Linked DNA regions of Homo sapiens: region 2 is linked to region 1. A link is a loop called in an ENCODE intact Hi-C map of the cell type or tissue named here. Cell type or tissue: HepG2. All regions are shown on one strand. Links, peaks and the distances in the headings refer to the core of each region. The heading gives the core; the rest is flanking DNA. Region 1 has its middle 9.7 kb from the start of BEND7. Region 2 holds the start of LOC105376420 (a long non-coding RNA gene).

Region 1 (15,565 bases), core at 2,905-10,904:
CGGATCGTTCATGCTTTGGAGCATATAATGAGATTTTATTATGCTTAAACTATGACGAACCCAGTGAAGGTGTCATCCCAAGAAGTAAATCCCTGGAGAAGGTATTAACAACTTAGCATTTTCAGTTCAAGTGGGAATGCAAATTCCATTTACTGAAGAGAATATTTTTGATATAGTTAAGAATAAAATATTTGAGTAAGAATATTTTTAAATAGTAGTCATTTCTCCTTGACCCTTTTTAACCTGGCTTTCCAAAGTTGGTCTATGAGTGAGTTGGCCTGCAGAGGACACAGGCTACGCTTGTCTTATTAGCTTTTAGAGAAAATAAATGTCTGTTTACTCTGCATTTTGTGCAAATCACTATGCTCTTATCTAACAAAAATGTATATATCACATTTAGTATTAAAATTAATAATAATGTTTAATTAAAATGAGGTTGCTTGGGGCCAGGTGTAGTGGCTCACACCTGTAATCCCAACATTTTGGGATACAGAAGGATTGCTTAAGGCCAGAAATTCAAGACCAACCTGGATAACATCCTGAGACCCGGTCTCTACCAAAAAATTAAAATATAAAATAAAACATAAAGTGAGATTGCTTTAAGTAGCAGGTATCCATATAGTAGCTGATCCTTATCCTTGGGGAGTATGTCCAAGACCTTCAGTGGATGTCTGAACCTGAGGATAGTACCGAACCCCGTATATACTATGTTACCATCAAACCCCATATATACCGTGTTTTTTATTGTTTTATGTTTTCTAATAACCAAGCCAACAAGTGACTAACGAGCAGATAGTGCAGACAATGTGAATACGCTAGGCTAAAGAATGATTCCTATTCTGGGCCGGAAGGAGCAGGTTGGCTAAAGATTTCATCATGCCACTCAAAATGGGGCACAATTTTAAATTGATGCATTGTTTATTTCTGGAAGTTTCCATTCAATATTTGCAGGCCATAGGTGACTGCAGGTAACTGAAATCATGGATAAAGGGGGACTACTGTATTAGCCTGTTCGGGCTATCTTAACAAATACCACATACTGGGTGACTTAACAGCAGCTTATTTTCTTACCATTCTAAAGGCTGCAAGTTTCAGATCTAGGTCTGGCAGGGTCAGTTTCTGGCGAGGGCCCTTTTCTTAGCTTGCACACCACTACACTTACATGGCATAGGAAGAGAGCTGTCTTTCTCTCCCTCTTCTTGTAAGGCCACCAATCTTATCAAATTAGGGCTCCGCCTTTATGATCTCTTTTAACCTTAATTACCTTCTATTAAAGGTTCAATCTCCAGATACAGTCACGTTAGGAGTCAGGGATTCAACATATGAGTTTGTGGGGGACACAAATCAGTCTGTAGCCATCTTGTTTTCACTCAAATATAATGTCTGTATTGAGGGGTCCTGGAAAGTTTTCTAGGGGATCTACTGAAGTCATTTCTTTACCCCATTCTTTCCAATTTTAGTATATGTGCTGCCGAAGCTAGCACTCTTTGCCTCATTCTTAAAGGCCCCCTAAAGTTCCAGAACCACAGGTTTATGTGTTACTGGAGATCAGAGATAATTGGTCAAATATTCAATGACATCACGCAGGGCAAACATTTTATTATATGGCCATGCTTAAACCCACTTGATTATAAAGATTACATGTTGGTTTCAATCTTTGACAAAGCCAGATAATTTGGCCAGAAAACCTGAAGTAACCTTACCGCTAATACTTGAAATGCTCTTCCTGAAAACTGTCCTGAGAGGAATAGCATTATGAAAAGTTTCATCTTTATTTAGAGCTCTGCTGTCGAATAGAAATACAATGCAAGCTATGTATGTAATTTAAAATGTCCTATTAGCCACACTGAAAAAAGTAAAAATAAACAGATGAAATTCATTTTAATAATTTATCTTATTTAACTGAATACATTAAAATATTATCATTTTGACACATAATATGAGAATATTATTATTGAGATAGTTTATATGCTTTTTGTTATACAAAGTTTTGAAATTGGTATGCATCTTACCCTTAGATTACAAATCAATTCAAACTAGCCAAATTTCAAATTGTCCATAGTCACATGTAGTTACAGGTGACCATACTGGGCAGCTCAGATTTAGAAGGAATGTATGATTTGAACCATGCTATGTACGTAGATGTAGTATGTCTACAACTTGATTACTGTTTAACTGTTTTATTAATACACCTCAGAAAGAAGATGAGCAGAATGGAATTATTGGGCTTCAGGCTTTTTATAATCTTTGATTGGATTTTCTGGAATTGAATATCCTGTCATTAAATAGATTCTGGGAATCCTTCAGGAAGATTTAATATGTATAAATATCCACTTTTCAACATTAGGACAATCACCCATCAGACGGTCATGGAAGGAATAGATGCCCTCCTTTTAGCTGCCGTTTCCCAAGTGTTGCTGGCCTAATGCAGTTTCTACACCCGTTTACTTCATTGGTTTTGGTGATTGTAATTTAAGAGAAAGGAGGCAGTATTTATAAGATATTTCATAAGTGAAAATGAGAGTTGGAATGTTCCACAAATAATATTACCTTATATTTTATATGGGGCTTCTTTTACAGCTCAAGCATAGGTATGCATTATCTAACTCTTAATAGTTCTATGAGATTGGTATATATTAATATTCCAATTTTGCAAATGAGAAAAATCCATTCTGAAGACCATTTTTTAGTGAAATTAGAATGGTCTGCTGTTTCCTGACTCTTAAATATGATGCATGAACCTTATTTTTTTTTACTTGGTTCTTTAAAATACTTTTTTTTTGTTCTTTTTAAGATCTACCTTATATATGATAAGGAACACAAACCTTCAGTGGATATCTCAATTAATTTGTTTTACTTATATATACATCCATGTATCCCCCACCCTGATGAAGATTTAGAACTTTTCCAGCACACCAGTAGGCTTCCCTGAGGCCCCTCAAAGTAGATAGCCCCCCAAGGAAACCACACTTCTAACCTCTATCACAATAGCTTGGGTTTGCCTGCTCTTAAACCTCATATAAGTGGTGTCATAGAGTGTGTGCTATTTTTTGTCTGACTTCTTTTGCTTAATGTTATGCCTGTGAGATTCATTCATGACATTGGCTATAGCAGTAGTTCATCACTTTTCATTGCTGTACATTATTTCATTATAAGAATGTAGCACAATTTTTAATTTACTGTCGATGGATATTCTTGTACATTTTTGTTCATGTCTTTTGGTGCACATAAGCACACTTTATCTCACATATATCCATGAGTAGGATTGCTGTATTATAGTATATACATTGTTTAGATCTAGTAGACTACTATTAAAATAGTTTTTCTAAGTAATTCCTTTCTTCTTTTTTTTTATTTTAGACTGAATCTTGCTCTGTCACCCAGGCTGGAGTACAGTGGTGTGATCTTGGCTCACTGCAGCCTTCGCCTCCTGGGTTCAAGCAACTCTCCTGCCTCAGCCTCCCTAGTAGCTGGGATTACAAGTGTGTGCCACCATGCCCAGCTAATTTTTTGTGTTTTTAGTAGAGACGGGGTTTTGCTATGTTGGCCAGGCTGGTCTCGAACTCCTGGCCTCAAGTGATCCACCCGCCTTAGCCTCCCAAAGTGCTGGGATTACAGGCATGAGCCACTGCACCCAGCCATTTTTCTAAGTAATTCTATCCGTATATACTCCCACTTACAGTGTATGAGAGTCCTAGTTATCTCATATCTTCACCAACACTTGATATTATCAGTCCTATTAATTTTAGCCATAGTGAGAGGGTGTAATGGTATCTTAGCTCACTGGGATTTTAATTTGCATTCCCCAATTGTCCAATGACATTAAGCACATTTTCTTATGCGTATTGGTCATTTGGACATCTTCTTTTGTGATGAGCACTTTCAATCTTTTGCCCGTTCAAACATTTTTGAGTTGTTGGTCTTTTGAAAATTATTAGGTTGGGCTGGGCATGGTGGCTCAAGCCTGTAATCCCAGCACTTTAGGAGGCCGAGGCGGGCAGATCACCTGAGGTCAGGAGTTTGAGACCAGCCTGGCCAGCATGGTGAAGCCCCATCTCTACTAAAAATACAAAAATTAGCCAGGTGTGGTGGCAGGCGCCTGTAATCCCAGCTACCTGGGAGGCTGAGGCAGGAGAATCGCTTGAACCCAGGAGGCAGAGGTTGCAGTGAGCTGAGATCGCGACATTAGCACTCCAGCCTGGGGGACAAGAGGGAGGCTTCATCTAAAAAAAAAAAATTATTAGGTTGGTGCAAAAGTAGTTGCAGTTTTGCCATTTGAAGTTCTTTTTATATTCTAGGTATGTATTTTGGAGGATATTTGTATTACAAATGTCTTCTCACAATCTGTAGCTCATGCTTTCATCTTAATGTTCTTAATTTTAATGAAGCTGAGTTTACAAATGTTTTTATGTCATGTTAAGAAATTTTCTTCTATCTGTATAAACTTTTCTCTTAAGCTTGAATTTATCAGTGTATCAGTTTCCTGAGGCTGCTGTAACAAGTGACTACAAACTTGGTGGCTTCAAACAATAAAAATTTGCTATTTCACCATTCGAGAGGCCAGAAGTGTGACATCAGTAGCCCCGGGGTGAAATCAAGGCAACCTCCAGGCTGAGGTCCATCCAGAGGCTCTCGAGGAAAGTTGTGCCTTGCCTCTTCTTGTTCTTTCCTCTTCTCTTCCAGCTTCTGCAGGATGCTGGCATTCCTTGGATTATGGCCGCATCACTCCAATCTCTGCATTGCTCTCTCTGTCTTCACATCACCATCTCCTGTTCCTGTGTGTGCAAGTCTCCTCCTCATCTCTTATAAGGACACTTATAATGACATTTAGGTGTATGTAATCCAGGATAATCTCCCTTCACAAGGTCCTTAACTAATCACACCTGCAAACCACCCCCACCCTCCCCCCGCCGCCCTTTTTTTTTTTTTTCCCCAAATAAGGCAACATTCACAGTTCCAAGGATTAGGACGTAGAGATCTTTCAGAGATTCCTTTTTCCTCCTCCCAGTCAAATTGATTCTGGAGTAACTAAACCCCGAGACAAGACAGTGATATTGCAGATGAAATTCTGGCTGGGTTTAGGGAGACTTGCTTACCACTCACCATGCAAGTTTCTATTATTTGTAAGCTTCAGTTTCTTTTCTATAGAAAGAATAACATGTGCCTTATCAACTCCGCCAAGTTGTTTACAGGTGAAATCCTGCATGTGAAAGTGATTTGAAAAATTCAAATTTATGGTCATTTGGTGTTAGTCCATGCCATACCTGAGGGGAAATCGAGCACCTTACCATGATATTGCAATTCTCATTGTTGCAATTGAATGAAACTCCTAGGTAAGTAAATACCTCCTGCAGCATTAGAAGTATTCAGACTGCAGGCAGTGTTAACCCGAGTTTTATCCCAAACATTTGTGACAGTGTAGCATGGGAGTTTATGGCATACACTCTGGAGACTTCCTGGGTTTGAAACCCAGGTTTATCACTTCGTGGTGGTACAACCCTGGCCAATTCTGTATCTGATACACTATATTACCCTACTCATACTATACCCAGGGAAAATTTAATGTAAATAATTGTTAAGTCTTAGAAGACGGTTAGTTACTAAAAGGTAATGGAGGCGTCTAAGGGGTACAGAAGTAGCAGGTGCACAGAAGCAGCCACTGCCTCTTGCTGAGGGAGAGGGGATGCTAAAGGAAGGAGGGAGGAGGAGGGAGGAGGAGGGTCCCCTCACCCCCCACCCCCAGGCAGGGATTCAGTCTTATTTTTTAAGAGCACACAGGCTGCTGCAGGCAAATGACTTTCCAGAAGGTGAGGGCCAGAGCTAGTCTGCAGAAGCAGCTACCTGTAAGAACACTGTGGCCTGAGCATGCAGCTGGAGCTCTGCCAAGGTGGCCCCTGAGCTCCCACACTGAACAGGAACAATGGAGGACCAGATCCTGCACAGGAAGGGGCTTCCCAAGACTGTGGTCCTGCGGCGTCCCTCTGGTGCCCTCTGTTGACAAGACCTAATGTGCCGCCAGCTCCAGGGTCACAAAGCAGGGTGGCTCTGGAGCGGAGAGGCAAGCCATTAAGGACTGGTAGTTCTATATTCTTATGCCTTGTTTTCTTCACCTGGAAACTGGGACACTAATTGTACCTCTCACATATTGTGAAGAGTGAATGAATTGATGCACTTAAGTGCTTACCCCCGGGGCTAGTGTGATCTATGTCAGCTCTTCCAGTCGGCTCTTATTCATTCAAGATACCAGGCCTGTGGGATGAGCTAATATAAAAAGACAAGCGAGGCACAGCCTGTGCCCTCATGGAGCCTCATCTCTAGTGCCTTTAAGAAGATTGTCAGATCTGGCCGGACACAGTGGCTCACGTCTGTAATCCCAGCACTTTGGGAGGCCGGGGTGGGTGGATCGCTTGAGCTCAGGAGTTGGAGACCAGCCTGGCCAACATGGTGAAACCCCACCTCTGCCAAAATACAAAAATTAGCCTTGTGTGGTGGCTCATGCCTGTAGTCCCAGCTACTCAGGAGGCTGAGTCTGGAGAATCGCTTGAACTCTGGAGGCAGAAGAAGTTGCAGTGAGCCAAAATTGCACCACTGCACTCCAGCCTGGGTGACAGAGGGAGACCCTGTCTCAAAAAAAAAAAAAAAAAAAAAAAAAAAAAAGATTGTCAGATTTGAGCTGCTTCCTGCTTTATTGATTAGGGATTAATACGATCTCAAAGCTTACCATTAGGAATTTAAAGAACTTCTTTCCACAGTATAATAAGTTTTTGTTTTCTTTTCTAGCTCTTTCTAGCAGAGAAGTGTATCTTTGTGTATCTTTGATTCCTTAGAGAATCAGTGCCAAGTAAATGAATTCATTCCTTCAACCAGTATCTATTGACTACCTAGGATGAGCCAGGCACTCTTCTAGACTTGGGGGGCTCAGAAGTGAACAACACAAAACACATTTTCTGTCCTCGTGGAGTTTAAATTCTAGGTGGGAAGTGGGGGGAGATAAATAATAAATAAACTAAAAATGTAGCATCAGTGATAAATACTGTGAAGAAAAAACTGGGAACAGAGATAGACTTGATTCTTTCCCAAGCCTCACTGTCCCAGGCATGTGAACCAGATCGACTCCATCTTGAATGGGAGCTGGGTAAAATGAGGCTGAGACCTGCTGGGCTGCATTCCCAGACGGTTAAGGCATTCTAAGTCACAGGATGAGATAGGAGGTCGGCACAAAATACAGGTCACACAGACCTTGCTGATAAAACAGGTTGCAGTAAAGAAGCTGGCCCAAGATGGCCCCGAGAGTGACCTCTGATCATCTTCACTGCTACATTTCAGCGCCAGGACAGTTAACAAATGCCATGGCAACATCAGGAAGTTACCTTATACGGTCTAAAAAGGGAAGGCATGGCCGGGCGTAGTGGCTCACGCCTGTAATCCCAGCACTTTCGGAGGCCAAGGCGGGCGGATCATGAGGTCAGGAGATCGAAACTATCCTGGCTAACCCGGTGAAACCCCGTCTCTACTAAAAATACAAAAAAAAAATTAGCTGGGCATGGTGGTGGGCGCCTGCAGTCTCAGCTACTCAGGAGGTTGAGGCAGGAGAATGGCGTGAACCCGGGAGGCGGAGCTTGCAGTGAGCCGAGATCGCGCCACTGCACTCCAGCCTGGGCTACAGAGCAAGACTCCGTCTCAAAAAAAAAAAAAAAAAAAAAAAAAAAAAGACAGAAAAAAAGAAAAAAGAAAAAAGAAAAAAGGTGGAGGCACAAATAATCCACCCCTTGTTTAGCGTATAATTGAGAAATAACCATGAAAATAGGCAACCAGCAGCCCTGGGGCTGCTCTATCTATGGAGTAGCCATTTTTTTATTCCTTTACTTTCCTAGTAAACTTTCACTTTATGGACTCGCTCTGAATTCTTCCTCTCTTGGAGTCTGGACGCGGACCCCTTTCTTGTAACATCATTATGGAAAAAGAATGTGGGTGGTGCTGATGGTGGTGGTAGTGGTGGTTGTGGTGTGTGTGTGTGTGTTTCAGTGCCAGCTCCATGTCTGTAATTCTCTATCAGTGTGGAAGTCAGAAATTCCCGAATCTCAGGAGAGCCTGTGCTGGGAAGTTTTTCCTTTGCACATAGAGATTTTGGTTAAATTTGAGGGAGGTTCTCCTTTTAAAAAATCTTTCCTTCATATTATGAACATGTTCAGTCCTTCAGCACATTCAGATGCATTAGCAAATACCCGGTGGGTCATGAAGTCCTCTCCCAATGGACAGTCTTTATTCTCTCCCGACTGCCCAACTAAGGCAATCATATCTGAAGCGCTGCTAAACCCACCGCAACCTCCGCCTCCCAGTTCAAGCGATTATCCTGCCTCAGCCTCCTGATAAACCCAATCTTTTTCACCTGTGCCGACATCGCCTTCAATCTGAACAGGCCCTCCATGTTACATTCTCTTTTTAACATTCTTCCTTTTTTAAATATGAATATATTTATATCAGGAATGGCCAATCTCCAACCTATGAAGTAAAGCTAGAAGTTTTAGACTAATCACTTTCATTTAATTCCGCCATTCCGAAGACCTTGGAAACAGGTCTGAAAATCAATCAGAGGAACCACAAATTTAAAAAGTGTTAGTTTGATATGTCTGAAATTAATGCCTTAATTTATTCACCACAGAGTGTCTTCACACATCGCTGTTTTCTGTAATTTATACCATATACTGTCTACTCAAGTTAATGTGTGAAGCACAGTTAAATTATACCTAAAAAGGAATATGAAAATTATCTACAAGACAGTGACGGGAAGAGGGTCTAAGTAGGAGTAATGGGGCAAAATTTAAATGAGACAAATTGTAATAGAAGTTTTAGAAAAACTGTCAGGTATTTCAGCCTAACTGGAATAAGCTCCTCGGAAAAAGACTTCAAGACATTTAGAGTACTGGGAATGGAATGGACAGAGCTCTAGAAAATATTTCTATAGGGAATGTGTAATTGTCCATGTGGCCTCAAAACCAGAGTAGATAATCAAATAACCTTTTTATTTTTATTTTTATTTTTATTTTTTTTTTGAGATGGAGTCTTGCTCTGTTGCCCACGCTGGAGTGCAGTGGTGTGATCTCGGCTCACTGCAACCTCTGCCTCCTGGGTTCAAGTGATTCTCCTGCCTCAGCCTCCAGAGTAGCTGGGATTACAGGCATGCACCACCACGCCCAGCTAATTTTGTATTTTTAGTAAAGTCGGGGGGGTTTCTCCATGTTGGTCAGGCTGGTCTCGAACTCCCAACCTCAGGTGATCCACCCGCCTCGGCCTCCCAAAGTGCTGGGATTACAGGTTCAAATAACCTTTTATGTGTCTCATATCTTCAATTTTCAATCTTTGGTTAATCATGTCAAGGAAGGTTTGGGACAAAGATCAAATGAACAATTCTAGAGGAAAGAGAGACGTATTTTGTCAATATGATTTCATTTTGTTCTTTTTCCTGATGTGTATAGCATGCTGGCACTTTCATTCATTTTCTTATGGCTAATTTAACTCTAGTGGAGGTTGCCGAACTGACAACTCAGGAGACTGAAGTCTATTATACACTTGCCCGACTTTGCACTTCAGTCTCATTCTAAAGGAGTCTGCCTTAAGAACTGTCAAGGCAAGAGAATCTCTGTGATTCCATTCTGTTTTATTTTTGAGAGCAATCATATTATACTAATTAGTATTTTTATTTTTATTTTTTGAGACAGGGTCTTGCTACGTTACCCAGGCTGGAGTGCAGTGGTGTGATTTCAGCTTACCACAACCTCTGCCTCCCAGGCTCAGGTGATCCTCCTGTCTCAGCTTCCGGAGTAGCTGGGACTACACACGTGCACCGCCATGCCTGGCTAATTTTTGTGTTTTTAGTAGAGATGGGGTTTCACCATGTTGGCCAGGCTGGTCTCCAACTCCTGACCTCAAGCTATCTGCCCAGCTTGGCCTCCCAAAGTGCTGGGATTACAGGTGTGAGCCACCACGCCCAGCCACTAATTAGTATTTTTAAATGTTAGCAATTTGGAGGTTGCATTCATTAATTCACTCTCAATGCCTGCTTATGTCCACAGCACTTTGTTCTAGGTTCCAGCCCCTGTAGGAAATGAGGGTATCTAAGAGATTGCTTCGGCATTCAGTGAGTGCATAGGTTAGCAGGCTGTTAAGATGAGAAGGACCTGCTGTGTTTCACATCAGACACCACATCAAAAACACTAAAAGCAACACGGAATGGAATTCAGACAGGTCAGTGTTTGCGGATGGGGAGAGGGGACATGCAGGAAGAGGTTGCCAGGTCGGGTGAGTCTAGGTTTATTTTCCTCGATGAGATTTAACAGACTTGCTTTAACTCTGCAGTCATATTTCAGTAGAATAGCATTCTTTTCAAACAGAGTAGAAGATGCGAAATAATTTTTGGAATTCTTCAGTGAAAAGAAAAGCAAGCTAGTCCCTCACCTGCTCCTGCCTGAACCTTCACCCTGAAGCCCCACCCTGCCCTACTTCTCTGAACACACCCAAAATGCCTCTTCTTGTTTCTCTGCTCTGATCTCTGAGATGCTCTGAGTTCACTCAGGCTCCATCTCATCATCGACCCAAACTCCCTGTTCGGGACCCCATACTATTCAGGCAATGGGGAGTGGCTGTGTGCTTCCATGCACCATGGGGACTGCTGTTGAGCTGAGCAAGCACACTCCTTAGTCTGGACTGACTGCGGGGACCAAACAGTCTCTCATTCTCTGTTGCCCAAGCTGGAGTTTATTGGTGCCATCTCAGCTCACTGCAACCTCCACCTCCTGGGTTCAAGTGATTCTCCTGCCGCAGCCTCCGGAATAGCTGGGACTACAGACATGCGCCAACACACCCAGCTAATTTTTGTATTTTTAGTAGAGATGGGGTTTCACCATGTTGGCCAGGCTTGTCTTGAACTCCTGACCTCAAGTGATCCACCCGACTCAGTCTCCCAAAGTGCTGGGATTACAGGTGTGAGCCACCATGCCCGGCGAATGTTTTAAAATTGGAAGGAAATCTACATTGCCAAATTGAGAAAACTTAAAGACCAAAGATGCTACAATAAAACAAACTACACTGACTAGGAAAATTTAAAGAGTGATAGTGGTAGGCATCACAAAAGTGCTCAAAAAGCTCATGATTTTTTTTCCTGAAAAATCTAACACAGACTGAGTAGAAAAGTGAATATTCAAAGTGATAAATACAGTCTAATGTGGCTAACTCACTTTCTTATCTTCAATCCTGATTATTCTTAGAAAAAAAGAAAAAAGTACTCTCACCCCAATTCTTAGCAGATATTGAAACTACAGCAGTGTAACTTCATATGACTAAATAATTGTTTAAAAGCTAAATGGGGCTGAGCACGGTGGCTCACTCCTTTAATCCCAACACATTCGGATGCCCAGGCGGGCGGATCATCTGAAGTCAGGAGTTTGAGACCAGCCTGGCTAACATGGTGAAATCTCGTCTCTACTGAAAATACAAAAATTAGCCAGGCATGGTGGCACGTGCCTGTAATACCAGCTATTCAGGAGGCTAAGGCAGGAGAATCACTTTAACACGGGAGGTGGAGGTTGCAGCAAGCCGAGACCATGCCACTGTACTCCAGCCTGGGCAACAGAGCGAGACCTCGTTTCAAAAAATAATTAATAAAATAAAACATTCCTGCAAGTATTTTGCTTTGAAATTCCCAATGCCTTTTCCAGGGAATAAGAGGAGACTTTGAACTCATCTATACAAGTAATGCTGACAAGTAAATTTTCGCAGGGTTCCAACCTCATCTACTCTTTAAGCATAAGCTGACTTGATCTCTGTCTGTAGTACACCAATAAAACACTTTCAGCTACCTAAGCATCTTCATGCTTCAGACTGCCTCTGTCTGACCTGCCGTACTTAGAGGCTGACTTTTAAATATTCTGATGTTTTAGGTATATTTTTGTGGGCAACTCAAGAGGCACTATGTACCTGAGAATTCTCATTTTAAGCATTAGGTATTCCTGGTTGATATTCTGTCACCAAATGTCATAAATTAGGGTTACAAGATCTAGGGGGTGAATCAAACAGGAACACCCAGTTAAATTTGAATTCCACACAATGAATACTTTTCTAAAAAGTATAAGTATGTCCCATGAAACATTTGGTTCATGCTTTCTACTAATAAATTATGCATTCAAATTGAACTAGGTGTCTTGTATTTTATTTGGCAACCCTATCGTAAATGGGAAGTTCTACTCCTGCAGCTTGCTCACCCTTCATTTCCCAGAACTTCACCCAGGGCTCAGAGTTCAGAGTGGAGTGGGGTTGGGGAATAGAAGACAGGATACTTGACACTCATTGCCAGGTCCTTGGCAATTTCCAGGCCTTTGAAATTGGTGCTGAGATGTCAGGTCCAACGAGGGGGACCCCAGGATTAAGGTAGCCTCAGTGATGAGATAGCTCTCAATTGGATGAGATACCCATCCATTTAAATCAATACCAATTTATCCAAATAGGCAGCAATATATATCGGTGAATAGCTGGTCCCTGAACTGTTCATCTGGAGTCAGGCCAAGGTATATATATATATATATATATATATATATATATATATATATATATATTATATATATATATATATATATATATATTATTTCTTGCTCTGCTGCCTAGGCTGGAGTGCAGTGGTGCCATTTCGGCTCACTGCAATCTCCACCTCCTGGGTTCAAATGATTCTCCTACCTCAGCCTCCTGAGTAACTGGCACTTCAAGTGCACACCACCATGCCCAGCTAATTTTTATATTTTTATATTTTTAGTAGAGATGGAGTTTCACCATGTTGGCAAGGCTGGTCTTGAACTCCTGATGTCAAGAGATCTGCCTGCCTCAGCCTCGCAAAGTGCTGGAATTACAGGCATGAGCCACCACACTGGGCCTAGACCATGGTATATTTTATGATACCCTAACTATAGAGATATAGATGAGGTTACCCATATTACTACTACTATTTAGGGAAATATAATTCCATGTGTAAGGTGTTGTTATGACAACATATACATATGTATATGTATATGTGCCTAAGGATTCCAGGTTCTCCCACTCATTGCCTTGAAAAAGAGAATTCTGTTGTCACCCATGCTGTGTTCCTGGGCCCAGAATTGTACAGGACTGGGTTAATGAAAGAAGGAGGGAACTAAATGAAGTCAAGGCCAGTTTAGTTGATAGAGAAAAGGCAGCAAGCTAGTCATCCAGGAGAAAAGAACAGATTCAGAAGTTGAGATGGGTAGGACAGAAAGAAGGATGCGGTGGGGTGCATGTGGGAAGGGGCATGGGAGGGAGAGGGGTAGAGAGAGGGATTACGGAAGAATAGGAAGAGAAAGAAGGGGATGTCCTGCTGGGCTCTGTGCCATATCAGAGAGAAGGCAAAGGTGAAATCAGCTTTTCAAGAACTTCTGCTGTGGGTTGGAAGATTCATCCCCCTTTTGACATTCTTTTGAGAGACTGTGTTTATATTTATTTCAATAACTTTTTTCTCTTTTTGCTATCACATTGATGTTTCCTCTGAATGTGAATGATGCTGAGCTGCTCTTACATGCAACCCCCTTCAAGCCCTTGACTTAAAGTGAGGAAGGAGGAAAACAGGGCAGCAAGGATTTATTAAAGTTGAACCAAACCAATGTTGGGCAGCGAAACTGTAAAAGTAGTGCCTTACTTATTTCATCATTCAAACATTCCCGAGGAAGAGCTAAAGTAGGTGATATGGTTTGGCTATGTCCCCCACCCAAATCTCATCTTGAATTGTAATATCCCCATGTGTCAAGGGCAAGGCCAGGTGGAGATAATTGAATCATGGGGGAGGTTTCCCCCAGACTGTTCTGATGATAGTGAATAAGTCTCAGGAGATCCAGTGGTTTTATAAATGGGAGTTGCCCTGCACATGCTGTCTTGCCTGCTGCCATGTAAGACATGCCTTTGCTTCTCTTTTGCCTTGCACCGTGACTGTGAAGCCTCCCCAGCCATGTGGAACTGTGAGTCCATTAAACCTCTTGCCTTTATAAATTACCCAGTCTCGGATATGTCTTTATTAGCAGCATGAGAACGGACTCATACCGTAGGTATTCCCAACAGGAACATTAACAAAGAAATTGATGTTATCTATTCATGCTTTTATGATGTTATGGACTTTATCTCCTTTCCTCCCTTTCTCTTCATAAATACTTGTGTGATATGATATGTGATCATGAGATGAATAAACTTATATTTTTGTTATGCAACATAGAATTTACACTCCAAATTAGTGGGGTTTTTGTCTCTTCTAAAGGTGTCACCATGGATGCTGAAGTCTTTGCATCAACACCTCATTGCATTACATGGCATTTGAGCACTGCATTGTTCAAAAACAATGCGATCTCCTGTTTTGGAATCACCTTCAGAGTTTATGTCAAATTATTTTTATTAGTCTCAGTAATGGGAAAACATTCGTCCTTAATGATGCATTTGATTTTTGGAAACAGCCAAAGATAATTTGGAACATAGTTTGATAGACAAAATACATGATCATAATAGATAATATTTTAGGATAAAAACAAAGTAGGAAAGCTAATGAAATTTTTTATGGTTTATAAACTGAAAATAATTATAAAAATAAGACATTCTAAGTTATTTTTGGGCAATGGACTGGGTTGAATAAAAGCATAGACTCAAATAATTATTTTGAAATAGCCAGTTGTTTCGAACTGTGTTTTTTCTTTGGTTTATTCTTTCATTAGTTCAGCAAACATGCCTTGAGGACCTACTAACTCTTAGACACTGGCTCTGAGAATACCAAGATAAAAAGACTTAGTTCTTGTCTTCAGAGAACTTCTAATTCCACTGAAAAATAGATATACAAATGCATGATTATAGTGTACATGTCTTATCTGAAAACCTTTGGAAGGTTTTGGAATTCAGAATTGTTCACATCTTAATGTAAGATGATGGTAATCTAGTTCCTATGACTGCATAACAATTACCCCCAAACTTAGTGGGTTTTAATAAAACAACAAAAACATTCACTTTTCTCATGAATCTGCATTTTGGGCAGGTCTTGGTGGCAGCAGCTTTTCTTTGCTCCATTTGGCCAACAGGTGGGATGCTTGCATGCCCAGGGCAGGGGTCACATTAAGGTTTATTTGCTGGCATGTCCAGTGGTTGGTGTTGGCTGGTGGTTGAAACCTTAGCAGAGACTGTGGGTCAGAACACCTCCATGTGACCTCACCATGTGGCCTGGGACATGGTGACTGGGTTCCAAGGGCAGGAAGTTCAAGAGAAAAAGGAAGACAGGCAGAAGCCATATGACCTTTGAAGACCTGGCGTTGAAAGTCAAACAGTGTCTATTCCACTGCTTTTTATCCATCAAGGCAGGCATAAAATCCCAGTTTCAAGGGGAAGAAGAAACAGGCCTCACCTCTTGATGAGAAGTGGACGTTTTGGAAGAATTTGTGGGAATGAGAAGTATTGCAGTGGCCATTTTTGGAGTGGGGCCACAGATACACAAACTCTATATGTACAAGTGTGTGCATCTATAGCCCCAGTCCAAAAA
Region 2 (15,565 bases), core at 3,042-11,041, 120 kb before region 1:
AGGGATGTTGCTCAAACTCTGAGCTCCAGGAGCCTCATCTGTAAAATGGGGATAAATATATATCTTGTTGCCAGGCACAGTGGCTGGCTTATGCTTGTAATCCCAGCACTTTGGGAGGCTGAGGCAGGTGGATCACCTGAGGTCGGGAGTTCGAGACTAGCCTGACCAACATGGAGAAACTGTCTCTACTAAAAATACAAAACAAATTTCCGGGCATGGTGGTACACGCCTGTGATTCCAGCTAATCGGGACGCTGAGGCAGGAGAATCGCTTGAACCCGGGAGGCAAAAGTTGTGGTGAGCCAAGATCACACCATTGCACTCCAGCCTGGGCAACAAGAGCGAAACTCTGTCTCAAACAAAAACAAAAATTAGCCGGGTGTATTGGTGCGTGCCTGTAATCCCAGTTACTCAGGAGGTTGAGACAGGAGAATCTCTTGAACCCAGGAGGCAGAGGTTGCAGTGAGCTGAGATCACGCCACTGCACTCCAGCTTGGGTGACAGAGCAAGACTCCGCCATCTGAAAAAAAGAGAAAGTATATATATATATATATATATATACACATTTGAGTTGTTAAATGAAAGACTCTATGTATATTGCCTGGCACTTGGTAGGTACTCAGATATTGGCTGTTATTATTACAAATCAGCTCACTGTGCCTACATTTGTACATGTGAAGGCTGCCCAGTGGTTCCTTGGAATTCAAGCCCGGGTATAGGAGGATAAACGTCTCGTCTGGATCCTGACAGCATGTGGATAAGGAAGAATCTTAGCCCCACAAACTAGCCTGTGATGTTGGGGAAGTCACTTAACCTTCCTGAACATGCTCTCTGTTTTGCAAGGGAGAGATAATATTTCTCTTACAGGGTTGTTGTAAGAATGAAATGAGATCATGCGACCCAGCCTCAGATTAAGAACGTGTTAAGTAAATGTTAGCTCTTATTGTTAAAGGCACATTTTTGGCAAAGGAAGCTCTCAGGAATGGATAGGGGCTGGGTAAAATGAGGCTGAGACCTATTGGGTTGCATTCCCAGATGGTTAAGGCATTCTAAGTCACAGGATGAGATAGGAGGTCAGCACAAGATACAGGTCGTAAAGACCTTGCTAATAAAACAGGTTGCAGTAGAGAAGCCGGCCAAAACCCACCAAAACCAAGATGGCGACAAGAGTGTTCTCTGGTGGTCCACACTGCTACACTCCCACCAGCGCTGTGACAGTTTACAGATGCCATGGCAACGTCAGGAAGTTACCCTATATGGTCTAAAAAGGGGAGGCGTGAATAATCCACCCGTTGTTTAGCATATCATCCAGAAAGAACCATAAAAATGGGCAACCAGCAGCCCCCGGGGGCTGCTCTGTCTATGGAGTAGCCATTCTTCATTCCTTTACTTTATTTATTTATTTATTTATTTTTTTTAGATGGAGTCTCACTCTGTCGCCCGAGCTGGAGTGCAGTGGCACGATCTCTGCTCACTGCAACCGCCGCCTCCAGGTTCAAGCAATTCTTTTGCCTCAGCCTCCCGAGTAGCTGGGACTAAAGGCAAGCGCCACCACGCCTGGCTAATATTTGCATTTTTAGTAGAGATGGCGTTTTACCATATTGACCAGGCAGCTCTCGAAGTCCAGACCTTGTGGTCAGGCTCGTCTCGAATTTCTGACCTCATGATCCGCCTGCCTCGGCCTCCCAAAGTGCTGGGATTACAGGCGTGAGCCACTGTGCCTGATTCTTTACTTTCTTAATAAACTTTCACTTTACTCTATGGACTCACCCTGAGTTCTTTCTTAGGTGAGATCCAAGAACCCCTCTTGGGGTCTGGATCAGGGTCCTTTTCCTGTAACAGATGGGTGGCAACGTGAAAGCAGAGTGTGGTGGTGAAGGACCCCCGTTAGGGGGCACTATTTCAGCACATTTTCCAAAGGTTAATATCTAACGGTTAAAAAAAAAATTTGAAAAAGCTGATCTGTTCACTACCGTATTAAAAGAAGAGTGGTTTCACTCAAAACCCCCAAAAGGCGGTAACTGGAACATTGTGCTGTTTTATGCTCCCGTCTCTCAAGCCAGGCTCGTGCTTGTGATATCGGTAGTCCTAGTGCGTTAGAGGAGAAGGGATTGGGACTGAAGGTGTATTGTGATGTTTTGGCTGCAGCAGCCTGGGCCCTGCACTTCTGGTGTGTCAGGAGCTGCAGATCAAACTGAAATCTCCAGGATTCAGGCCCCATCCGGATTTGCCTGGAGGGCTGTTGGGGCAGATCCCAGGCCTGGCACCAACCCCGAAAGGCAACTTTTAGCCCAGCAAGGCCACACATCGTCCTCCCAGACCTTCCTCAGGATCTTAGGAGTACCTGAGAACCTACACCATGGCCCCATGCTGGGGCGCTGGGGGTGATTCAGGCTTCTCTCCTCTTTAGGGAGGAAGAGCATAGCACAGGGGCTGGATTGACGTCCTGCTTGGCCACAGGCATGTGCGTAGGAGGCAGGACTGGGGTGAGGCACCTTCCTGGGGCTTCCAGGCTTTCAGAGGTGGAGGCAGCGCCTATCCTTGTGGAAAACCAGTGTTAGAATTGGAGGAAGTTTTGCGTACTATGGGGTTGCTGAGAGAATCACAAATACCCATGAAATGTCCCAGAAATGGTGAGAGAAGCTTTTGGGTGGCTGAGGCACTCAAATGGTAGACAGGGTTGGAGCCAGAGAACTGTTTCTTATAACTTTAATGGGGGATGTTTGGTTTGGGATCTGGTCTCTGGCAGCAGGCAGAGTCCCCACCCTCCCGTTGAGTGATCACCCAGAGGTGAAAGAGCTGAAGGCCGTGAGTGAACGTGTATATTTTTGCTGCAAGCAAGAGGTAGCCTCCAGGCTCTGGAAGCTCATCTTGAGGTCACTGGTTTGGTTTGGCTTGCCACGAGGGCACTCTTTTTGCTCAGTAAAGCCCAGATCAAGGATTGATCACCAAAGATGCGAGTGGCCAAGGTGGCAAGCAATCTGATTTTTATTAGGTTTCTTGGGACAAAGCTATGCCTTGCCCACCTTTTCATTCCCTTCTCCACCTCTCATTGGTACTAATATATGTTTTTTTTGTTGTTGTTGTTGTTGTTTGTTTGTTTGTTTTGAGATGGAGTCTCACTCTTGTCGCCCAGGCTGGAGTGCAGTGGCACAGTCTCGGCTCACTGCAACCTCTGCCTTCTGGGTTCAAGTGATTCTCCTGCCTCAGCCTCATGAGTAGCTGGAATTACAGGCGTGCACCACCATGTCTTGCTAATTTTTTAATTTTTAGTAGAGACAGGGTTTCACCATGTTGACCAGGCTGGTATTGAACTCCTGACCTCAAGCGATGCATCTGCCTTGGCCTCCCAAAGTGCTGGGACCGCAGGCGTGAGCCACCTGATCATCCTCGTTGATCACTGAGTAGATTCTGGAGTCCAGAAGTAGTGCCCAGTGAGGCACTTTCTTTCACTCTCGGTCTCCAGGAGCTGGAATGACACCTAGATTTGGGCTCTGCGTCCTCTCAGCAGGGCTGGCTTCACACAGAGCTCATGCTCAGAAGGACCCTGGACTTGGTTAATGCTATGCTGCTGCCATCTTGGAATTTTTCATTTTTCTTATTTTACAACTTAAAAAAATTGTGATAAAATATATATAATATAGTGATTTGCCACAATTAACAAGAAAGCATGCACACACACGCAGTTTTATATGTGTATGTGTGTGTGTGCGCTTTAATTTTTATTTGTGAGACATTTTATTTTAATTGTGAGACTGTCTTTTTTCTGAGACAGGGTCTTACACTGTCACCCAGGCTGGAGTGCAGTGGCGTGATCACGGTTCACTGCAGCCTCAACTTCCTGGGCTCAGGTAATCCTACCACCTCTACCTCCTGGGTAGCTGGGACTACAGGCGTGTGCCACCACACTCAGCTTTTTTTTTTTTTTTTTTTTTTGTAGAGATGAGGTTTCGCCATGTTGCCCAGGCTGGTCTCAAACTCCTGGGCTCACGTGATCTGCCTGCCTCAGGCCCCCAAAGTGCCGGGATAACAGGTCACCATACCTGGCTATTTTCACTATGTCTAAGTGTACAATTCAGTGGCATCGATTCCACTCATAATGTTGTGCAACCATCACCACTATCTATTTCAAAAACTTTTTGTTGCTCCAAATAGAAACTCTGTACCCATTAAGCAGTGACTCCCCATTTCCCCTCCCCTCAGTCCCTGGTGTCCTCTAAAGTACTTTGTCTCTATGAATTTGCCTATTCTGGGTATTTAATAGAAGTGGAATCATGCAATATTTGTTCTTTTGTGTTGAGCTTATTTCTCTTGGCATAATGTTTTTGAGGTTCATCCATATTGCAGCATGTGTCAGAATGTCATTCCTTTTTATGGCTGAAAAAGCTCCCATCATATGGATATACCATTTATCCATTTATCTGTTGATAAACACTAGAGTTATTTCCACCTCTTGGCTGTTGTGAATGGTGCTGCTATGAACATTGGCATACAGGTATGTATTTCAGTCCTTGTTTTCAATTCTTTTCTTTTCTTTTCTTTTTGTTTTTTTGAGACAGAGTTTCCCTCTTGTCGCCCAGGCTGGAGTGCAATGGTGTGATCTTGGCTCACTGCAACCTCTGCCTCCTGGGTTCAAGTGATTCTCCTGTCTCAGCCTCCCGAGTAGCTGGGATCACAGGCGTGTGCCACCACACCCAGCTAATTTTTTTGTATTTTTAGTAGAGTTGGGGTTTCTCCATGTTGGTCAGGCTGGTCTCGAACTCCCGACCTCAGGTGATCTGCCTGCCTCGGCCTCCCAAAGTGCTGGGATTACAGGTGTGAGCCACTGTGCCTGGCCTCCTGAATTACCTCTCCTTTATATGGCTCAGCCTCGATGACCAGAAATTAACCATCACCTCTATCTTGGGGCCCACTTAAGGTCTGCTGGTCTTCCTGTGGACAAACGTGGTTTACTTGTCTGTATGTGCCACACTGTGGAAGAAGAGTTTACTTAAGACCATTAGCTTGAGGACTGAAACCACCGAAACCCACATAAGCTTGCTTATGTCTGCATTATATGACTACTACCATGTGGTCTTCGTAACATGACTTTACTATTCCACTGTCTTTACCAATCTATTTGTCTGTTCTCACATTGCTATAAAGAAATGCCTGAGATGGGGCAACTTATAAAGCAAAGAAGTTTAATTGGTTCACGGTTCCACAGGCTGTACAGGAAGCATAGTGGCTTCTGCTTCTGGGGAGGCCTCAGGAAACTTACAATCATGATGGAAGGTGAAGGAGAAGCAGGCACGTCTTACATGGCTGGACCAGGAGGATGTGGTGGGGGAGCTGCCAGACACTTTCAAACAACCAGATCTCATGAGAATTCACTCACCATCATGAGAACAGCATGGAGGGGAAGGTGCTAAGCCATTCATGAAGGATCCACTCCCATGATCCAATCACCTCCCATTGGGACCCACTTCCAACATTGGGGATTATGGTTCGACATGAGATTTGGGCGGGGACACAGATCCAAACTGTATCAACCAACATGATTTCACTGTGGCAGGAAACACTTGCCCAGAAAGCTAAAGATTGCAAGTAACTTTAGTGTTTGTTTTAGGAATTTCCCCTGAACTTACTTAAAACTGCCTAACTTTGGTAGATTGCAACAAATGACTGTTAACTCACCTTGCTATCTCCATGATCTTGGATTATATCATGATCCTATTCAATCTTAGACTTCCCCACACTGAAAGACCTTCCTTAAACCAGACTCTTAAACATCATAAACACTCTGAATTTATCTGTCCCACTCAGACATTGTTATGACCACCAGGGTAGTGCTTTTTCTTACTGCCATGAGCTTTGCTTTATCAACATGTTGCCTTGGTGGTATTTTATGGGAGCCAGCATTCGATAAGCTGCAATTTTCTTTTCCACACTATGTAGTTGCTCCAATCCTATTTTATCCAATATTCATCCATCCATCCAGCCAGCCAGCCAGCCACTGATTTATTTATTCATTCAACATATATTTATTGAGTGCCTACTATATGTTCAGCACCCTTAGACCCTGGTTTAGTGATGATGGATGATGTTACAGCCCTTGTCTTTACAGCGTTCACCCTCTCCTTCATCATTACGTCACTTTCCTGCTGCTAGGTGAAGGGGCCCAGAATATGCCACTTTGGTTTAAGGATTATTTTGAGCTGAAGGCAATTGGGAAAATACAGCCACAGGAAAAGCTCTCTGTCCTTCTTCTTTCTGCCTAAAAGCAGGCCACGTTTCCCTTTGTAAAGGTAACATAAATTTCCACTTGTAAAGGAATTGTGAAGTGGTGCCTCTCTCCAATACCAGAAGAGGAGAATAACTGTTAATCACTGGAGATGACTTATCACTGGAGACATTACCAAGGTGAGTCTGCCTAACAAATCCAACTATTCATCCCTTATCTACTGTACATTTCTTAGTTATCTTTCCACAATTTACCACTCCTAGAAGCCTAAATGATCTGCTTTCCTTTGTCTAGTCACTTCACAATTTATCACCCTTTGTTAAAATGGTATATAAACCCCTGAGTCTGACTACTTTTTTGGGGTCTTCTTCTTTTTTGTCTTTTGAGATAGAGTCTCACTCTATTGCCCAGGCTGGAGTGCCGTGGCACAATCTCAGCTCACTGCAACCTCTGCTTCCCAGGTTCAAGTGATTCTCCTACCTTAGCTTCCCAAGTCAAGTAGCTGGGACTTACAGGTGCACATCACCACACCCAGCTAATTTTTGTATTTTTAGTAGAGACAGGGTTTCACCATGTTGGCCAGGCTAGTCTTGAACAACTGCCCTCAAGTGGTCCACCCGCCTCAGCCTCCCAAATTGCTGGGATTACAGGCAAGAGCCACCGTGCCCAGCCTGGGGTCTTATTTTCTGTGAGGCCTCCTGTGTAAGAAAAAATATTAGCATCAAATAAAATTATTATATATTTCTCTTGTTAATCTGGCTTTTATCCATTTAATTTGCAGGCTTCAGTAACTGAACATAGGAGGGTAGACAAAATGTTTTTTTTCCTCTATGTAGGGAACATGGAGACTAAGAAGTACTTTCTCCTTGAATTGATTTGTAAGTGGAACTTTCCAACAGCAAAACAGCTGGATGTTTGTGCTTTTAAAATCTGGACTCTGGACTTGATCTTCAGAAGAACAGGAAGCAAGGTGTTTGCACTGAGTTTGACATGCACAGTAGTGATTAATTGACTTGTCAGTGCTGGGCTTTCTTGCCTCTAAGGTCCTGCCTCTTGCTTCTTTTGCCCTGGTGTTAATCCCATGCAGCTGGTGCAGAAACAGAACCAAGAGCTTGGAAGTCACAAGGTGGCGCCACCCCAACTAGGACTGTTCTTTCAAAGCCCAGTGCCCAGTTGGTGAAATGACCCACCAGCATTGCACAGGAGAGCCCCAGAGAGATATGTCCAGGATATACGATCAGTCTGGTAGGTAAGGGGCCCTTATCAGAGGCTTTGCCAAGAGATATGACCTGCCAAGCTGGTTTGTAAACCAGCTCTAGCTGCTTCGGAGTGATCGTGGTATATCTGGATGAACACAAATCTGGACACTCAAACGAATCTCTTGATGTTGGTTTTCTTTCAATTTAAAAAGATATTTTGTCTGGGAATGTGGTTCACGCCTATAATCCCAGCACTTTGGGAGACTGAGGTGGGCGGATCACTTGAGGCCAGGAGTTCAAGACCAGCCTAGGCAACATGGTGAAACCCCATCTGTACTACAAATACAAAAATTAGCTGGGCGTGGTGGCGCATGCCTGTAATCCCAGCTACTTGGGAGGCTGAGGCAGGAAAATTGCTTGAGCCCAGGAGATGGAGGTTGCAGTGAGCCAAGATCATCGCACCATTGCACTCCAGCCTGGGCAACAGAGTGAGACTCTGTCTCAAAAAACAAACAAACAAACAAAAAAAGATGTTTCACTTTTCTTCCCTTTTTATCTTTTTTTTGCAGCTGGTTCTTAGATATTCTCCAGCCCAGCTTATTTATCTTGTGAGCTTCAGGCAGCTTACTCTTCCCCCAACCTCTCCCATCTCTCCTTTCCCATGTGATTACATCTTTCCTTGGTAATGGAGTTTTGACTGGCCTTTTGTATAACGCTAAGTCACCATGAGACAGAATGTTTCCCTCCATATTTTTATCAGGCACTTTTGTTTCCTGAGCTGTTTTTCTAAGTGTGTGTGTTTCTGGTTTTGCTTCTGGTTGGCAAATAGGTCCGATATTCAGGGAGAAGATTGGATACTATGGTGTGTCAATTGATCTTTAAAAGAAATAAGCAAAAGTTGATGACATGCTGAAGCTCAGGGCCAATGCAGATCTGCCTCCCAAGAGGCCAGTTTCAATTAAGGAGATTAAAAGTCCCGAGTGCACAGAGGCTCGGTCACGTGTTTCTGGATGCCGGTCTCCTCCAGCAGCCTGAGAGCAGGCAGTGGAGTCCAGAGTGCTGGACTGAGCCCTTTGGGCCAATGTCAAGATGATAAACAATAAGGAGAGGATACTAAAGGAAAAGCTAGCTGATGGGACTCAGTGATTCCTCACAGGGACGTACTAGCAGCGTGGGCAGACCTTCCTTCTACAGGACTGACTTGCTTGGTGCAGGGTGTTTGGCAGGGCTATCCTCAACGCCATCAAATATCCGAGTGGCTCTGGATCCAAGCCACTGTGCCGACCAACCCAAATCCAACCCTAAACAAAAGTGATGCCCCTGCACATTTCCTAGTGGACAGATGCCCCCTTGGTACCCAACAGCCCCGCCTCTGATTTGCTCTCTACGTGGAGAGGAGGTCTTGTGTGACTCCCAGGTAGAGAACTGATTTGCCTTGTCCAGACCCTCCTCTCAGGATTCTAGGGTTCCGTGTTCCCTGACTGCCAGGGGGCTTTGTAGAGCCTCAACCACTGAGGGGCAAGGGCAGGGGTGACAGAGGAGGGAGAAGGGTGGACTGGCAAGGCCTGGCTGAAACTGAGGTGGGAGAGAGGGGCTTTGGCATCGTATAGACAGGGCTGGACCTATCTCTGACTCTTATGGGCTCTGCATTGGCCCTGAGCTTCAGCATGTGATCAGCTTCTGCTTATTTCTTTGTAAGACAGTTTGGTATACCAGATGTCAAGTCTGAGCCCAGACTGAAAGTGAGCTTCACTTTTGAAGTTTCTAAAAAAGAAGCCACCACCCACCTCACGGGTGTTATGCCAAGCTCACAGGAGGTGGTGTGTGTACATAAAGTGCACAATAGTCCCTTGCCAGCCCTCCACTGTAGGCAGCTATCCAGTGACACTAGGCAGGCAGGTGGGGGCACAAATCCCACTCAGCTCCCTGGATGTGTGGTCTGAATGTTTGTGTGCCTTCAAAATTTCTGTGTTAAAATCTTAACCCCTGAGGTGATGGTATTAGGAGATCGGCCTTTGGGAAGTGATTAGGTCCCAAGGGTGGAGTCTTCGTGAATGGAATTGGTGCCCTTATAAAAGAGGCCCAAGGGAACCCTCTCACCCCTTCCACCCTGTGAGGACACGGCATAAAGGCACTGTCTATGAAGCAGAAGGCACACCCTCACCAGACACCAAATCTGCCTTGATCTTGGACTTCTTGGATCTCCAGCCTCCAGAACGATTCGATTTCTGTGTTGAGAAGCCACCCAATGTATGGCGTTTTGTTACAGTAGCCCTAAGATACCAGAGCTGGTGATTTGTTTTAGAAGCTGACAGATCAATGTATTTTGAGGGTTCAGTGAACATGCCCTGTCAACCATGAATGCTGTGCAAATGTCAGGTCTGTGGGATAGCACAGGGGCAGGAGTGAAACAGGGCCATAAACAATAAGGAGATAAGGGAGGCAGGGAAGCAGGAGGGACTGAGCTGGGCCTTCAGGCTGGGTCTGGTTGGTCCCCGAGGGCAGGAAGGAGTAGGAGCATTTCAGGCGGGGGAGTAGCATGCGGCTGGTGGAAACCACAGGTATCTCTTGGGCAGGAAAGTTAAGTGGGCTGGGATGAAAGCCAGTCGGACAGAGGCCTGTGGATGGGAGCAACTGCAAAGACACGCTCAGGTTTCCCAGGCAAAGGACAGGAGCCCAAAACCACAGTTAGCCCGGTCTTGGGGTGAGATCCTCATGCAGGCCCTCTTCCTTCTCTTTGCTGTCTTTTGGTTACTTTCTTATTACCAGGATGGCCTCGAAAATGGAGTGGGAAGAGGGTGGGGTTCTACATGAGTCTATGTCAGGGCCTGGCTGCTTGTTTGGTTATCTAAAGCGGGGGTCACCAACACCTGGGCCATGGACTGGTACTGGCCAGTGGCCTGTTAGGAATCAGGCCCACACAGCCAGAGGTGAGTGGCGGGCGAGCAAGCAAAGCTTCATCTGTGTTTACAGCTGCTCCCCATCGTTCACATTACAGCCTGAGCTCCGCCTCCTCTCAAATCAGCAGCAGCACAAACCCTACTGTGAACTGCGCAGCCAGGGATCTAGGTTGCACGCTTCTTATGAGAATCTAATGCTTGATGATCTGTCACTGTCTCCCGTCACCCCTGCATGGGACCATCTAGTTGCAGGAAAACAAGCTAAGGGTTCCCACTGATTCTACATTATGGTGAGTTGTAGAATTATTTCTTTTCTTTTTTTTCTTTTTGAGACAGAGTTTCACTCTTGTTGCCTAGGCTGGAGTGTAATGGCTCAATCTCGGCTCACACCAACCTCCGCCTCCCAGGTTCAAGCGATTCTCCTGCCTCAGCCTCCCAAGTAACTGGGATTACAGGCATGGGCCACCATGCCCGGCTAATTTTGTATTTTTAGCAGAGATGGGGTTTCTCCTTGTTGGTTAGGCTGGTCTTGAACGCCTGACCTCAAGTGATCCACCCACCTCAGCCTCCCAAAGTGGTGGGATTACAGGCGTGAGCCACCACACCCGGCCTAGAATTATTTCATTATATATTACAATGTAATGATAATAGAAATAAGGTGAACGATACATGTAGTGTGCTTGAATCATCCTGAAACCTTCCCCCACACCAGGACAACGGAAAAATTGTCTTCCATGATACTGGTCCCTGGTACCAGAAAGGTCGGGGACCACTCATCTAAAGGACAGGAGGCGCTGCTGTCAAAAGCACCTGCTTCAAGATACAGAGGGTGGCAGAGCCCCATACCCTCAGGGGCTGGGAGGTTCATGCACTTGCCCGAGGTCACTGGGTGGTTAATGGCAGGCTGGTTTCCTGCTGTCCCGTCAGGAGGTCCTTCTCCTATATCCCCAGCCTCGTCCCTATTTCTCCCCAGATAATTGAGAAATGAATGGCCAGAGCTGCAGGCCTAGTTTTGTGGTAAACAGTTGGAACAGCCCGGGCACAGTGGCTCACGCCTGTAATCCCAGCATTTTGGGAGGCCGAGGCAGGTGGATCACTTGAGTTCAGGAGTTTGAGACCATTCTGGCCAACATGGCAAAACCCCATCTCTCCTAAAAATACAAAAATTAGCCGGGTGTGGTGGCGTGCGCTTGTACTCCCAGCTGCTCAGGAGGCTGAGGCAGGAGAATTGCTTGAACCCGGGAGGCAGAGGTTGCTGTGAGCTGAGATCACACCATTGCACTCCAGCCTGTGCACTAGAGCGAGAATGTGTCTCAAAAAAAAAAAAAAAAATTAAATGTAAGTCAGATGCTTACGGAAGTCTTGAAACACCTCCTCCACAAAGGAATATCCCAAAAAAGTAGTTTAAAAACTATTTCAGTAGAATACAGGCTTAAGAAGGAAAAATGACTTCTACCTAATTGTAATAATAGTGAACACATACATAGCACTCAGGCACTGCTCTGAACGCTCACAAATTAACACGTTTATTCCACAGAATAACCCTATGAGGCAGGCACCAGTATTATGATCTCCAGCTTACAGATGAGAAAATCAGCGGACAGAGGATTAAATGATTGGCACAAGGTCACACCACTAAACCAGGGCCATGGGAGGTTGAGGCTGCAGTGAGCCAAGACCGTGCCACTGCACTCCAGCCTGAGTGACACAGCCAGATCCCGTCTCAAAAATAAACAAAAAACCCAAACCTGAGACTAAAAGCCAAATTCTCAACTTCCAGGGCACTATCCATTTGACTATTCCAGAAAGCCCCTTACTAAGGGTGCCGTTGGCAGCTGAGGGGCTCACGTTGGTGGCTGGACATCCCCCGCGTGGCCCTTGCAGCTGGAGAGAATCCCTGCATTTCCCGGGCTCCAGCTTTTTCCATGTCATTTTATCCTTAGTCAGTGACTGAGACCGCTGTCTCAGCAGGGCTTCTCAAACTATCAGTGGTAAGGACCCAGGTTTGTTTTTTTTTTTGAGACGGAGATCTCGCTCTGTCGCCCAGGCTGGAGTGCAGTGGCGTAATCTTGGCTCATTGCAACCTCCGCCTCCCGGGTTTAAGCAGTTCTCTGCCTCAGCCTCCTGAGTAGCTGAGATTACAGGCACATGCCACCAGGCCCAGCTAATTTTTGTATTTCTAGTAGAGATGGGGTTTCACCATCTTGGCCAGGCTGGTCTTGAATTCCTGACCCCGTGATCCACCCGGCTCGGCCTCCCAAAGTGCTGGGATTACAGGTGTGAGCCACCGCGCCCGGCCAGGACCCAGGTGTTTATTTGCAGTGGGCTCTAGTATGTGATGAGAAATTGAAATTTTTGTATTAAAAAACCATAGAAAATATAAGCTCGTTTCTTTTTTATGACTAGATTCTTGCAACATAGCATTGGTCTGTTAAATGTGTGTGGGTGCTCCTGAACGCTTACTCTCACTTTCTGTGTTTGCCTCATTGTGGAGCTGGAAGTAATCTTTTGGGTCTCTTTGAGTGGCACAGTACTTTTTTTTTTCTTTGTAGAGATGGGGTCTTGCTCTGTTGCCCAGGCTGGTCTCAAACTCCTGGCCTCTAGCTATCCTCCCACCTTGGCCTCCCAAAGCACTGGGATTACAGGCATGAGCCACTGTGGCCTGTGAAAAGCACATCCCTGCCAGCCTCTGCAGTGACAGATTCTGAAACTTCCAGAGACAAAATGTCACAAGCACTAACCCGGCCAGGTCCTGGCTGGACCTTTCCCTGTGGTTACCTTGGAGGGAGAGGAGTTCAAGGCCATTTGGTTACCTCTCTCGCATTGTGTACCAGCAAAGCACAGGCCTTAGAAACTCAAGAGCAAATGCATTCCCCTCACTCGTGAGCCGTGTGAGCTTGGGGCAGGTTCCTGACCTGTCTGTGCTTCAGTTTCGCCATCTGGCAGATTGAGAGAGGGTGATGCCTTCCGCTCAGGGAGGCAGTAAAGGTGAGATGCGATCGTGCCTGGAAAGTGCTCAGCACAGTGTCTCGTTACTCTCTGTTCCTCTTTGTCCACAAAAGGACTCGAGTTAGGGCTGCTGGGAACAGGTGGGACTTGGGGGAGAGGGCGGCGTGGCTATGAGCCTTATAAGAACAATGTGGCCCTCTTGAACAAAATGTCAGAACAGAGGGTCTGGGTGGGCATAGCCTCCACAAATCCACATGTGAGTGAGGATTTCCCAGGAAAAACTTCCCCCAGCCAGAGATTGTTGAGAGAAAGGTAGGAGCTCAACTCAACCTCAGACCAGTTGGCCAAGAAGCCTCCAATTTCACACCCTCCACTGAGATTTGCTGGGGAGGAAGCCTGATGCTGTGTCTCCAGGGTATCTAGGACAGACGTGGGGTGTGTAAGCACCAAATAACCGGTCAGTCTGTGGTTTCTGGATTTGGCACCATTAGCTTCAGAAGCACTGTCTTGGGGTGTAGAGCTCAGGATCAGGACACCTCAGGCCTCTGAATCATCATGCATAGGGCAGCTGCAATGGCCCAGGTGTTACTATGCTCAGGCTGCAGCCACTTAAAGCAACAAAAATGTATTTTCTCACCATTCTGGAGGCTGGAAGTGCAACTGAAGGTGTCTGTAGGGCTGGTCCTTCTGAGGGCTGTGGGGGAAGGGTCTGCTCTAGGCCTTTCTCCTGGGCTTGCAGATGGCTGTCTTTTCTCCATGGCTTCACAGTTCTCTTCCCTCTGTGTGTGTCTGTGTCAAAATCTTCTTATAATTGGAACACCAGGTTTTAGAATTAGCACTAGGGCCCACTCTAATGTCTTCATTTTTAACTTAATGATTTCTGCAAAGACCCTATCTCCAAACCCACTTGCATTCTGAGGCACTGGGGCTGAGGATTTCAACATATGGATTCTGGGAGATTGAGGGGGGCCCATAATTCAGTCTAACAGCCCCTAACCCTCCTGGCTTCTGCAGAACCAAACAAACCATCCAAAGGCTGATCAACAACAACAAAAAACAAGCTTTCAGACCAACAGGAGAAGACAAGATTGCAATGCCTTCATAACAATGTTGCTTTATTGATGCAATGCAAGGAAAACTATGTTAGAATCTAGTGATTCTCTCTCTCTTTTTTCTTTTTAGATGGAGTCTTGTTCTGTCACCCAGGCTGGAGTGCAGTGGTGTAATCTTGGCTCACTGCAACTTTCACCTCCTGGGTTCAAGTGATTCTTGTGCCTCAGCCTTCGGAGTAGCTGGAATTACAGGCACCTGCCACCACGCCCAGCTAATTTTTGTATTTTTAGTAGAGATGGGGTTTCACCATGTTGGCCAGGCTGGTCTTGGGCTCCTGGCCTCAACTGATCCCCCTGCCTCAGCCTCCCAAAGTGTTGGGATTACAGGTGTGAGCCACTGCACTGGGCCTCTATTGATTGTCTTTGAGATCGACAGTAAAGTAAGAGATGAGCCTGGGATCCCCCAGATTCTGTCTTCAGTATGTTAAGGCTCTGCGTATAACTGTGCTCAGCCTTCCCAGTGTGGCTGAATGTGGGACTTAGGGCATGTCACGTAATCTTTCCAAGTTGAAATTTACTGATAAAGCCCAGATAACAAAATTAACTTCTATTTATCTCCCTAGGTGTTCTGAGCCTTAAGGTATGGTTGCAGCGATGACGCATTGCAGAACCAAAGGAATTTGTCCTTAGGATAGACCTTCCAAAGGCCGATCAACAGCGACAAAAAACAAGCTTTCAAACCAACAAGAGAAGACATGATTGCAGTGCCTTCATAACGACATTGCTTTATTGATGAAATGCAAGGAAAACTACGTTAGAATCTACTGATTCTCTTTGAGATCTAATAATACGCTTTATTCAAATCTTATTCACAAACCACTTCCTCCACGGGTCTTTCACAGGAACTGAAATTGGCCAGTTACAAACAGAATTGGTTCTACTGTCCTTTGAAATCACAGACGCAGACATGTTTTAGAATACAAAAGACACCAAGCTTTCTTTGGGAAACACGTCCTGTTTGGAAAAAAAAAAACTCACTTCTTAACAAAAATTGAAAGCACGCCTAACTTCAGATTTATTTGATTACAGAGTCTTTCTCAGGGCTAATCAGTTTTAGAACAGGTTCCTACTGGCACCAGAGAGCCAATAAAAAGTCCAGGAGAGAAGAGGTAACACAACAACTTAGGGAAACAAGGTTGTTTATTTTTTTAAACAGTATTCATATTTATACCGCTGAGTGAAA

What was found. Peaks named below come from ENCODE experiments on the same cell type or tissue, not always from the same donor. Only the 100,000 strongest peaks of a DNase experiment are listed, where the experiment ranks them.
Region 2: a loop joins it to region 1, with 10 times the contacts of the local background. A loop is called at or near these places in 6 of 110 quality-filtered maps.

The regions. Positions count from the first base shown.
Region 1 is chr10:13,530,955-13,546,519 of GRCh38, forward strand. No RefSeq gene overlaps it. Among named protein-coding and RNA genes, the nearest start is that of BEND7, 9.7 kb to the left of the region's middle. In HepG2, for the core only: a CTCF peak has its summit at 5,982 (motif pointing left); a DNase peak (open chromatin) is centred at 5,967; H3K27me3 peaks cover 2,408 bases.
Region 2 is chr10:13,407,790-13,423,354 of GRCh38, forward strand. It overlaps LOC105376420 (a long non-coding RNA gene), which reads left to right and starts at 6,242. Exons shown (of 3, transcript NR_188196.1): 1 at 6,242-6,401; 2 at 7,059-7,467; 3 at 14,946-15,565. LOC105376419 (a long non-coding RNA gene) reads left to right here. Exons shown (of 3, transcript XR_930671.3): 3 at 1,420-1,760. RefSeq lists enhancers at 2,347-2,853, 9,013-9,062. In HepG2, for the core only: a CTCF peak has its summit at 7,338 (motif pointing right); a DNase peak (open chromatin) is centred at 7,232.